Regions from separate parts of the Homo sapiens genome. Here region 1 is linked to region 2. A link is a contact called in ENCODE Hi-C data. All regions are on one chromosome and are shown on one strand. Each heading gives the region's core, a stretch centred on a gene start or an enhancer-like site at or near the end of the contact. The rest is flanking DNA. Distances are from core to core; before and after follow the strand shown. Region 1 holds the start of SEMA3C (semaphorin 3C). Region 2 holds the start of GNAI1 (G protein subunit alpha i1).

Region 1 (3,216 bases), core at 33-2,532, 780 kb after region 2:
AGTCCAGTAAAGAAATTTATTTTTACAGGTTACAACAATGCTGATCTTCATTATTTGGCTTTTCAAATTAAAATTTCATAGTCAAAATTATTAAATTCTTTGTAAGAACCACTAACAACTGAAAAAGACAGCTTCATTAATACAGAATAAAAAGAATTAAATGGAATATGCAATTTTAAACAAAAATTGTAAGTAGATTTCCTAGGTGGTGCATATGTTATGAGAGTTAGAAATGAAATTGTACGCTTCTTTTACCACACAGATGGAGGAAACTCTAGAGATGTTTGTGTTGGTAATTTTCAAAAGAAACAGTTTCTTCCTGCTTCCACAACCTCTTCACCCTGTCATCCCTAAATTAACTTAGAAAGAAACTGATTTTATGGGTGACTTTCCCTCAGTAATTTACCCCTTGGTTCTGTTGACTTCATAGTTAAAGCCAAAAGAAAAAAACTATTAATATGCCTAACCTTTGTTATGTTTACTGAGCAAGTTGATATTATTTACACATTTTTTTTACATATTGGTATCTTACCTTATATGTTTCTCCCAAAAGTACATATACAACCAATTGCAAAGAATACTGGTGATACAATGGCAGGTGAAACGAAGATAGTCTACAGGGCAATTTGATTTACATCCCACCTAGTGATGAGGAGTGAAAGACTGAAAGCCAAGTGTCTTAAATACACCCCCGCCTCCCCAACAGTATCTTACAACTTCTTCCCTTTAACTCAGACACAGACGTTCCTCTTGGTGTTTTCACTTCTGCTGATCGCAAACTAACAACACATTAAGAAAAGAATTCTCTTATCTCCTCTGGAGCAATTTTGCCTTTGAAGGCACTGTAATACTCAACTTGAAACTCTCCGCAGGTGTCACCGCCTAAAGAAACAACTCGAGCAGGGCTCTCAGCAAGGGGAAAGCTTCCCTGACAAACCGCGTGTGTTCTTAAGAAAATGTCCAGGCTTGAGCATACCAATGTATGAAAAATCAATATACAGGCCAAAAAAGTTATACTTTGCTAAATCTGTAATGCGGAAAATGACCAATTTAGCTTACCGAGGTTGAAAGAAATCAGCACGGAAAAGTCATCAGTTTGCTACCGGGGTTGGATGCGCTTGTGTCTCCAGTCCTTTTCCCAGACGACCTTATTTTCTAGCACGTCGCAAAGGTGAAATTCTTTCTTCCCGGTCCTCTGAGTTTCTTTGTAAAGGAATCTCAGCGCTGCAGTGCCGCGGCACCCGGAGCTCTTCTCCGCGTCGCTCAATCAAGCACCTCGGAGTGAATGGAAAGTGGCCGGAGGCCGGGGGCGAGCGCTCTTGGTGTCCGATTACAGCGCCGCGGCGCGCGGCTCCGGCTGCCCCGGCGCGCCGCCCTGCAGGCTCGCATCACCACCGCGCAGCCCCGGCCGCATCTCCGCCAGCCGCGAGGCCCCACCCCGAGCGCGCCCGCGAGAGCCTGGCAGGGAGCCGCGGGGGCGGACCGGGCGGGGCCGACCCTTAGAGCTCGCGGCTGGCCAGACGCAAGAATGCGCGGCCGCAGGCTGGAGCCCTAGCTCCGCAACCCTGCTCCTTTCGCAGTCCGCGGCGGAGTGAGCAACTTGCTGGGTGCGCTCCACGGTTTTTGTTGCCGGCGGCTCTCGAAGACTTACACAGGCTTTGCCTGGCCGTAAATATCAAAGTGCAAAGCAGTTGTGGTTTTTTATTTTTGCCAGGGAAGGATCACTGCAGCCTTTTAAGGCAAAGAGATGCGTTTTTAAAAGGACGTGAGTTTTGTCCTTATTCTGCTGCGTTTTTTTTTTGTTTTTTGTTTTTTGTTTTTTGTTTTGTTTTTGGAGAGGGAATCTCACTCTGTCGCCAGGCTGGAGTGCAGTGCAGTGGTGTGATCATGGCTCACTGCAACCTCCGCCTCCCGGGTTCAAGCGATTCTCCTGCCTCAGCCTCCTGAATAGCTGGGACTACAGGCTCCCACCACCACGCCCAGCTAATTTTTGTATTTTTAGTAGAGACAGGGCCAGGATGGTCTGGATCTCTTGACCTAATGGTCCGCCCGCCTCAGCCGCCCAAAGTGCCGAGAGCCACCGCGCCGGGCCTCTGTTGCGTGTTTTCTAAAACAGGTCAAGATAAACGACAATCTTGTTGCACAAGTGTATCCTTTTAATGGGTATTGTTTCCTATTGAGTTTCCTTAATGCCCTGAAAGCAGTAATTCTGTTGACCCCTCCACGTTGACTCATATCCAGTACGTTGTCCCCAACCATACTCCCAAACATAATTACACGAAGAAATTATTTGACAATTCTATGTGGAGAGGCTGTTCTGAGTTATGCCAACAGATTGCCATAACCACACATCTACAGAAATACATCAGAGGTATTTTTCCAGCATTACTTTCAGGTACACTCGTTAAACTCTGGAACTGACTTTGATGTTTAAGTGAAAATTACTTCTCCGGACCACAATAAACTAGATGTTTAAACATCGGGAGAAATGAGCTTTGATCCCCATAAAACAAGCAGGCACTTGCTTAAAATCACTGTGGGGCACAGCCCAGCAGATGTCACTCTACAGAAGGAACGTGGAGTGTAATATCTCCACCTTATACCTGACAATTCACATAATGAAACAATCATTAAATTCTTATAAACTGTATCATAGAAAACCCCTCTGGGGGTGCAAAATCATTGTTCAGTGGGAAAGTTGAATGAAATCTCAGGTAGGAGGAAGAGGTGAGTGAGACACATCTTTCATGTGTCTGGGGCCCACCTCTTGTGTTCAGTAAACATACACGTGTCTCAGACTCACGCTGCATAGTCAAGGAACGAAGGATCAAGTCAAATAATGCAAATTTATGAGTTCAAAAATACTATTCCAGGGCTAATATTATCTCCAAACGTCAAAAAATTAATATAGTAACAACAGTTAAAATTATTTTTTGTGATGATGCGTGAGAAGATCCTTGACATAAATTTGTAATAAGGAATTTAACCCCCCAAAAACTGACAATATTAAAATCCAGATGTCAATGTGAATAAGCACTGTGCGTGCTTCTCTGAAATACTTCTGAAACTGAGTAAGATCCAGGTTATATACTCTCCACTATTATCCTCCTTCTGATATCTCATTCGGCATTTATATATTAAGCAGGGAGAAGAATAAATCATTAGAAAGATGAGTGTGTGGATTAAATTAATTTAGAAATGTGGAGCTGTTAGAAA
Region 2 (3,268 bases), core at 330-2,829:
CAGCCAGCACTGCTTCTTCTTTTGCTGAAACTGTTGGTTCCACACTCTGGTCCGAACTTAATAGGAAAGACTCACCATAAAAGATAATTAAGAATGGCTAATACACAGTGTGTTGAAATTTGATTTCCTTAAGTTTAATTCCAGAGTTCTGATACACATTAGCATTTAGAGTGCCTAGAATTACAGTGTAGAAGGTGACTAAGTACATTTAAAGATTGTTCCTTTTTGTTGTTATATTACAAAAGATTATAGTTGAGGCAGATCTTGAAATTGCATCTCATCAGCCCAGCAGGTGGTGTGACTCCCATAGGAGAACAGGAAAGGACATGTCCCATAAGGAGGCAACTCAGTCTCTGCTAGCTCACAAGCGTGGTCTCAGTGACCTACTCGAAAGCTATTCTGCTTGTATCATCAGTTCAGCCTCACCTTGGAAAACTCAAGCCCAGTTTTCCCAAATGATTTTTAGAGAATAAGATTTCCAGATGAAAACCAGGGAGCATGTTCCAATTTTTAGTACATCAAGGACCATGTTTTTCCTTGCTACCAGCCCCATTTTCTAATCAGTTAACGCTTCCTGTGATATCTGTAGGGGAAAGGTGTAGTGCAACTGACAGGGAGAGATGAGATCTTAAGCCTCTGCTCATTCATTGGGTGCTGAGTAGCAATGCCTCCCGCGGGCCACAGGAACTTATCTCCGCCGATTGTTACAGCTGGAAGGATGGGGAGATAGCACCATAGATCCACTCCTCATTTTATGGGCAAAGAAGCTAAGGCCTGTAAAAATGGCATGCCCAATGGTACAGGAGTTACAAACACGGTCATAAATATTGGCTCCAAATTTGGCATGGAAGCTTATGTGCTGCTCTAGAGGAGATCTGCTACGATGTGGAGATTGGCTTGTGTGGGTGTGTTTTATTGCTCTTGTCATTTAAAAATACTTTTGATTATTTGTCTTCCATTTTTTTTAGGTTACGAGGAAATCCTTCAAAATGCGTTCTTGTGAAAAACGTGAGAGTGCAAGGAAAGAGGGAGGGATAGGAAGAAGGAAAGAGAAGCAAAAGGTAGGAAGAAAGTGACCTTGGTGCCCTTTTCTAGTCCCCTCCCCCGACTTTCCTGTTCTCCACTGTGCCCATCTCTGGTTTCACCAGGCTCCATTCCTTCCCCAGTTCCCTGTTTCTCACGGCCCTGAAACCAGCCGACAGGGATTTGCATTTTGAAAAACCTTGCGTGGCTGCCGGCGCTGGGCATGCTCAAACGCCCAGAACTGGCTTTTTTCGGCAACTTTGGCAGCTCTCCCACCCCCACCCGAAGGGGCAGGTACGCACAGCTCCCTCCGTGTGAGTAAACGGAAAGAAATTACCCCACTCCCGCCCAGGGCAGAAGGCCACAGCCCCGCGGGGCAGTGGCGCGCCCCGGGGACGCTGCCAGGGGGCGCCAGGCCCTCAGTGGTGGCGCGGCGCCGGGGTCCGGGGCCGGGGGGCGCTGTCCGAGGGCACGTGCGCGGGCGCGCGCTCTGGGAGTGGTCGCGGGGTGGTGGGAGGGGCGGGCAGGGGCGGGGCCGCGGCGGCGCGCGGAGGCCGAGCTCGGCTGGGCTTGGCGAGGCTGCGGCGCGGCCACCGGCGGGAGTGCAGCGGCCACTGTACCCAGAGATTCAAAACCCCAAACCCGGGACTTGGGGGCGCTGAGCCGGGCCGGGAAGCAGAGCCTGGTCGTGAGGAACAGCCGCCCGTTGCTGTCTGCCCCTTTGCGGACAGCGTCTCCCTCGACTCCGCTTAGGAAGTGGTGGGGGCGGCGTGGCCCCCGTCGGGAGGCGTTCGAACGCCCGCTAGGAGAGAGAAAGGATTCCCCTGTGCTTGGAGCCCGCACTCGGGCGCGGAGGGAGCGGCGGCAGGCTCTCGCTTTCGGCACCATGGGCTGCACGCTGAGCGCCGAGGACAAGGCGGCGGTGGAGCGGAGTAAGATGATCGACCGCAACCTCCGTGAGGACGGCGAGAAGGCGGCGCGCGAGGTCAAGCTGCTGCTGCTCGGTAAGGGCGGCCGGGTCGGGGCCCGGGGGTCGGCGGGGGACCGGGTGCGGCGCTGCGCGGCCCTCGGCGTTTGGAAACCCGGAGGGAAGGGGGAGGAAGCGCCCGAGGAGGCTTCTGAGCGGGAGCTGGGTCCGGCGGTGCGGAGGCAAGGCGGGTCCCCCTCTCCCGGTGTCTGGTCTCTCTCCGCCCCGGCGGGCGAGGACTCCCCGCGGCGGGGCGGGCGCGTCACTTCACTCGGATGCTTTCGTGCGACCCAGCAAAGAGCCCAGGCGCGAGTCCGAGGCGGCGGGTCGCGTGGAAACCCTTTGCTTTGAAGTTTAGCTCAGCCTTGTAAAGATGAAGGGGCATTCGCGGCTAGAAAATGAAAACACCCCCCCCCCCGCGCCACCAACCCCCTCCCGGAAAACCCTTCTTCGTGTGCGGTGTAGGTTGTGTTTCGACTGTGGTTTTCTCATGCCCAGAGTGCCACGTTTGGTGAAATCAGTGCACCTTTTGTGGGGCCTCTGAGATGGGGCTGAAGCGTCTTTCCTGTTAACTTCCTATGGCGACTCCTTAAGTGGTCAAGGAGCGCTGATTACATTCCCCCTGCGCTGAGAAAAGGCTGCGCTGGATGCTTGATTTTTCTTGCTGTGGGGGCATGGAAGCCACCCAAGTGGGGTTGGGAAGCTTTGCTTTAGTAGTAGGCAAGGCAGATACTCGAGTGGTGAAAACTGCTGTGAAAGAGCGAGAGGGTCACGCCAGACAACAGGGTTCTGTCTCCGCTGCCACCGTTTCTGATGAATGAGATTTGCCAGGTACACGCAAGGCTTTTATTTGTTCTTAGCACTGTTCTGTTCGTGAAACGCTACGTGGAGGTCTTTTCCAAATGTTTGACGGGGAAGAAAATAAAGAGTAAACCAGGGTTTTCACTGAGGGAAGCATTAGGAAAATCTTTACAGGTTAAGATTCGTGAGTTAGGGTTTTCTTTTGTTTGCATGTTTTCTTCTCACACTCTAGGTATTTAGATAGATGAAAAATTTCTCAGAATCTTCATTTGCATTTCCAAGGACTGCTTGTATTTTTATACCAGTTATAATAAAAAAGAAATGTTGCACAAACCTGTTTTCAGTAAGCTTCTGTTTCATTGGTTTAATGACTGCAGAAAAAATGGTGGGTTTTTTTTCTCCATTACTAGTAGGCTTGGGAGCAGCAAAGTTGGCATGACTAAAAGTAATAATGATCTGAGTCATTTTGCAAGTAAA

The links. Hi-C counts contacts between places; a loop is a spot of excess contacts on that map. Pooled maps may share reads with other maps.
Region 1: a loop to region 2 is called in a pooled map, with 5 times the contacts of the local background. The contact joins the promoter of SEMA3C here to the promoter of GNAI1 in region 2. A Hi-C loop is called at or near these places in 6 of 50 pooled maps.

Annotation. Positions count from the first base shown.
Region 1 is chr7:80,917,769-80,920,984 of GRCh38, forward strand. It overlaps SEMA3C (semaphorin 3C), which reads right to left and starts at 1,283. Exons shown (of 18, transcript NM_006379.5): 1 at 1,060-1,283. RefSeq lists an enhancer at 803-872 and a silencer at 1,420-1,549.
Region 2 is chr7:80,133,252-80,136,519 of GRCh38, forward strand. GNAI1 (G protein subunit alpha i1) reads left to right here and starts at 1,580. Exons shown (of 8, transcript NM_002069.6): 1 at 1,580-2,027. The coding sequence starts at 1,910.